2 separate regions of the Homo sapiens genome follow, and region 1 is linked to region 2. The links are chromatin loops, found by intact Hi-C in ENCODE. Cell type or tissue: natural killer cell. All regions are shown on one strand. Links, peaks and the distances in the headings refer to the core of each region. The heading gives the core; the rest is flanking DNA.

The links. A loop is a pair of places that touch in the nucleus more often than their neighbours do. Peaks named below come from ENCODE experiments on the same cell type or tissue, not always from the same donor. Only the 100,000 strongest peaks of a DNase experiment are listed, where the experiment ranks them.
Region 1: a loop joins it to region 2, with 7 times the contacts of the local background. A loop is called at or near these places in 1 of 110 quality-filtered maps.

The regions. Positions count from the first base shown.
Region 1 is chr1:91,548,321-91,551,137 of GRCh38, forward strand. All of the region lies in intron 3 of LOC102723436 (a long non-coding RNA gene), which reads right to left. Among named protein-coding and RNA genes, the nearest start is that of CDC7, 49 kb to the left of the region's middle. In natural killer cell, for the core only: no CTCF peak of the experiment used is centred there; DNase peaks (open chromatin) are centred at 891 and 1,211; H3K4me3 peaks cover 263 bases; H3K27ac peaks cover 2,500 bases.
Region 2 is chr1:92,315,245-92,318,061 of GRCh38, forward strand. All of the region lies in intron 6 of RPAP2 (RNA polymerase II associated protein 2), which reads left to right. It also overlaps a transcript of GLMN not described here. Among named protein-coding and RNA genes, the nearest start is that of RPAP2, 18 kb to the left of the region's middle. RefSeq lists a silencer at 2,648-2,817. In natural killer cell, for the core only: no CTCF peak of the experiment used is centred there; DNase peaks (open chromatin) are centred at 667 and 1,007; H3K27ac peaks cover 2,500 bases.

The DNA.
Region 1 (2,817 bases), core at 255-2,754, 770 kb before region 2:
CTATCTTTCTGTCCCCAGTTTTCACCGTAGACAACTTTCTAATAATTGAACTGTCTGTCCTGCCTGCTAGTTGCCTTTGTTATTATCGTAATCATTAGTGGTTGCTGGAAGTGGGGCAGGGTGTGTTTAGGTGAGCAGGGGGGAGTGTTAATGAGCCCATGGGTCTGGTGTGAGGGGGAGATCCCTGTACCTATCACAACCCTGTGCCTTTATTGCATGCTCCTTTACACACCCTCCACCCCTTGAAGAGGCTTCCCCTGGCCCCCTGCCCAGTAACTTACTTACTATGAATATTCCGTTGCTACATCCTGTTTCTGCTTTTGACTTTGCATCCTGTTCCAGACCCTTAGCCTGCTCCCTAGCCTCTAATCTGACTCTTCCATTAACTGTCAAACCTTCAACAGATAATTCTTTTAGCATCTGCTGTGCACACCAGTAAGTGCTGAAGATTCAAGGTGAACCCAAGACACAATCCCTGCCTTATGGGGTTTACAGCATTGTGTGGACATCCATCATTCACTCAGTCCTCACTGCACCAGAGACGACACTAAATGCTTCACTTGCATAATCTCACTTTTCTCAGTCATAACTGTCAGGTTGTCCCCACTTCATAGTTGAAGAAGCCATGGCTCAAAGACTTAAATAATTTTCCCAGGGTCATAGCTAATTGGTGGCACAGGCAGGAGGATTTAAGCCTAAGTCTGATTGCCTCAAAAATGTCTTAAACCACTCTGTAAAAGACTGTTCTTCATCACTGTATCTCCAATGCTCAGGACAGTGCCTGGTATGTATCACACAATCAACATTTGTGGAAGGAAGGAAGGATGTTGTTTTGAGCCGTCTCTTGGGCTCCACCCTTCAAATACAGAGCCACCTCAAACCCAGCCCTGAGGTTTCTCAGTACCTCTGGGCACCACATCTTCCTTCCTCACAGATCCCCCAGCCCCCACCCTACATCTGAGGCCCTCCCTAATTTATCCCTGCCTCTTAGGGGCAGCCAGCCAGACCAAGAATCCCTTCTTCATCTTGTCTGAGTATAATACATGTAAAGTTGATCCAAGCTTTCTACCTAGAAAACACACACACACATCCTGAAGCTTTATAATTTACACAGCAGTAATAAAAACGTTGAAGGAATTTAAGTAGATGGATGTGGCACAACCTCAGCTCTCCTGATGTTTTACAGACTGCCACACTATACCAGCTGCCTCCCACAATGGCTGTGAGGTGAGAACCTGAGGTGAGAACACACCCTTCCTTCAAGCTACTTCACACTGCCTCCTCAGCATAAACATAAGATTTTCCCTTTTCTATTCCTCTTAAGAGAAAAAGTATAATATAGGCCAGAGGAAAAGTATAATATAGGCCAGAGAAAAAATATAATATAGGCCACAGAGACTGACTTAAGTTTCTTGTGGCACAGATGAGGATTATACTGTGGCATTTCTCTTTTCTGTGACTGGGTGGGCCACGGTGAAATAAAGTCCTAAAATGTATTAAAACTGTTTAGACCACCTAAATTAGAATCCTTCATTTGTTAGGCCTTTCAGAAACATTTCTCGGGACTGCAAAATATATGGTAGGGATTCATTCCATTTTATAGATCAGCAAACTGAGACAGAAGGTGAGTGAGGGAATTGGAATCATACGAATGGTTATGGCAGGATACAGGGCACAGAGACTTTGGCACACTTTACTTTTTCCACTATACCACATACTGTCTCCTGAATTGAACATTTTCATCTTCTTTATTATAAAATGATTCAAATAAAATATATCTATATGTTTTCTTATTTCACTTTTTTTTTTTGGTCACTCTAGAACTGTAAGCATTGGGGGTACAGGGGAGGGATAGCATTAGGAGATACACCTAATGTTAAATGACGAGTTAATGGGTGCAGCACACCAACATGACACATGTATATATATGTGACAAACCTGCACGTTGTGCACATGTACCCTAAAACTTAAAGTATAATAATAATAAAAAAAGAACTGTAAGCATTTTTCAGACATTCACAATGGGAAATTTGAATGTTAAAGTTGGAGAGACTGCGGTTAATAGCTTGAATTTTAGAGTCAGGAAAACCTGTCTGTACTCAGGCAAGATAATTGATATGGTTTGGATCTGTCCCCACCAAATCTCATGTCGCGATGTAATCCCCAGTGTTGGAAGTGGGGCCTGGTGGGAGGTGATTGGATCATGGGGGTGGTCCTTCATGAATGATTTAGCACAATCTCCTGGTGCTGTTCTCATGATAGTGAGTGAGTTCTCACAAGTTCTGGTTGTTTACAAGCGTACAGCATCTCCCCCCTTCTCTCTCTCTTGCTCCTGCTCCCACCATGTAAGACAGGTCTGCTTCCCCTTTTCCTTCAGCCATGATTGTAAGTTACCTGAGGCCTCCCCAGAAGCCGAGCAGATGCCAGCATCATGCTTCCTGTACAGCCTGCAGAACCATGAGCCAATTAAACATTTTTTCTTTATAAATTACCCAGTCTCAGATATTTCTTTATAGCAATATTAGAATGGACTAATGCAGTAATTAACCTCAGTTTCCTGACAGGTAGATAGAAATTACTAATATGGCCCCCAGCGGCACATGTTCCAAGGAATTAAATGAGATGATATATGATAAGCACTTGGCAGAGTGCCTGGCGCATAGTAAGCACTAAATAAATGTTAGTTGTTGTAATTGTTACTAGAACTATTATGTGAGTCCCTCAGTTTCTCTGAAGAATCCTCCTTGTTTTGTGACCAGCAGTACTTGACCTTTATGGCCAAGATCCAGGCAATTTGTGTCTATTTTTTTCTTGACC
Region 2 (2,817 bases), core at 64-2,563:
GGGTGAACAGCTGGTTGGTGGATCAGTCAGAACACACACATTTATCAATTAAGTTTGACATTTTATGTGGGCTTGGTTCATGGTACCCCAAAGCAATTACAACAGTAACATCAAAAATTACCACATATTACTATAACAGATAATAATGAAGTTTGAAATATGATAATTACCAAACTGTGACACAGAGAACACATTTTGTTGGAAAAATGGTGCTGACAGACTGGCAGACACAGTTACCACAAACATTCAATTTGTAAAAAATGCAGTATTTGCAAAGCGCAGTAAAGGAAAGCACAGTTAAACAAGGTATGCTTGTGTAAATTTATTTACCAGATTTTATAATACCAAAACCAAACAATATCCCTTAGAATTTATAAGAGTAATATCTTTATATCACAGTAAGCTCACTACCTCATTGGTATAGATGTTTAAATAAATTTAAGATTTAGACAAATTCATAAATTCTACCTCCATACTTTTATAAGGTTTTGGAGTCAGAAAGGGCCTTGGAGGTTTTCTAGCTCCTCATCTTTAAGGTATGTAAAATATCTGGAGTAGATCCGTAATGTCATGGAGACTAACAGTGGTTCTCACAAAATGTCTCCTGATACCCTGTTAGAGACAAAACATTGACCTAGAATGGTCTGGGTCGTGACGCACTGTGATGCTTCTCATCTTGTGAGTTAGAAATTTTTCACCCACTTGGTGGCCAGAAACAGACCACATAGAGTTTTGATGCTCTGAGACAGTGTGCTCACATAGGTAATTATATAGTTGCAGTTATAAATCCTGTTTGGCTAAATGTAGGCTCTGACAAGCCTTTGAAGGTGGGAAGTCTCCTGCATTGTAATCTAAAATCTTAAATCTAAGAAGGACAAATGTGGAAAATCAAATTATGATTTTAAAGATGAAATTGGGGTGAATGGTTAATGCTGACAGAGCTAAAAGCGCCATCATCTGGTCCAGAGTAGGGGATTTCACACGTTGCTTCTTGGCAGTAAACAGTAGAATCTCAGAGGTGCGGAAGCCAAAAACCTCTGCAGAACAACTATAACCTCTTCCTGAACAGCCACCTCTGTTGCTTGGTATGCAGAATAAAAGCTTTCTGAAACAGGGTTTGACATGTCTCAAAATAGATTTGAAAAGTTCTCACCATACCTGCTGCTTCTGTTGGTTTACATATAACATACATATTCCAAGTGATATATATGCACATATATATAAATATGTACATATATCCACTAAGTTCTTTGGCATAAGTTATTTCTAGTTTTAGATTTACTTTGCTAAAATGAAAACCAATCATCTAATTTATACCTTAGTGAAAGTAAGATGAAAATGTTTATAAAGAAACAGCTTACAAGCATTCTTTAACTAGGATGGTTACATATTTTTGTTTTGTAAACTGAGCTTTCACAACTATCTTCAGGACAACAAAAATTGTGGGAAGATAATAGAAAATACTTAGCTGGAAGAGAAATGGCACTTTCTCTTCAAACGAAAGAAATTTGGATTTCATCTAAGAAAGGACAGAAAAGAAAGAGCAATGTAACTTGGTGCTTCATTCTTTCTAAAACAGCACCTAGCAAAAACAAACTGGAATTTTATATCGAATCTTGAATCTAGTTTATTTCAGTGTCAGGTACCATTCTTTATAGATTGGGGATGAGGGAAGGTATTTAAGGTTCCTTTAAGATAGTTAAGATCTAGAAACAATGTTGAGTTTAGTTCTTAGAAAAATTACACAAAGGAGAAGAAAATAGTTTGTAAAGTATATTGAGTTCCTGTGAAAGGGATTAAGCAAAGGTGGTATCCTTGCAACTTTTTTGGGTCTTTTTCTAACACTAAATAGAGGCAACAGGATATAGAAAGGGCTTGGCCTAATTCGAATCCTAGATTTACTACTTGTTAGCTATGTGATCTTAGGAAGTCATTTAACCTCTCAAAACTTCGGTTTCCTCATCTATAAAAATAGAGTTGAAGGCTCGGTGCGGTGGCTCACAACTGTAATCCCAGCATTTTGGGAGGCCGAGGCGGGTGAATCATGAGGTCAGGAATTCGAGACCAGCCTGGCCAACATGGTGAAACCCCATCTCTACTAAAAATACAAAAAATGAGCTGGGCGTAGTGGCGGGTGCCTGTAATCCCAGCTACTCAGGAGGCTGAGGCAGGACAATCGCTTCAACCTGGGAGGCGGAGGTTGCAGTGAGCCGAGATTGTGCCACTGCACTCCAGCCTAGGCAACAGTGAGACTCTGTCTCAAAAAAAATAAAAATAAAAATAGAGTTGTAAATTGTGTGAGGATTAAATGAAATAATGTGTAAAACCATCTAGCAGACAATTTGGGAAGATGAAAAAGTGCTGGAGATGCATGGTGGCGATAGTTGCACAACAGTGTAAATATACTTCATGCTACTGAACTATATACCTAAAAATGTATTAAACGGTAAATTTTACCACAATTTAAAAAATCCACCTAGCATATGGTAGGTGATGCCTACCTTATGCTTTTTCCCTTGCCTTCTTTAAAGATACAATTTTCTTTTAATTCTCAAAAAATAACAAGTTGTATAGCAGGAGATGTTGCATAAAGCTGTCTTAAATTGCATTCATAATTTACAGTAATGTTTATATATTTTGATTACCATTTGATTGAGCTACACTTGGACCTCATTCTTGTTTGGAACTATTCTGCCTTCAAGATCTTGAAATAAGAGCTTCCCGTCTCTGACCACAACCTCTATCTCAATCTGCAGCTATCACTCCTGAGTCTGCTTTGTGACCTCATTTTGACCTCCTATCTCTAGCCTAGCTCTA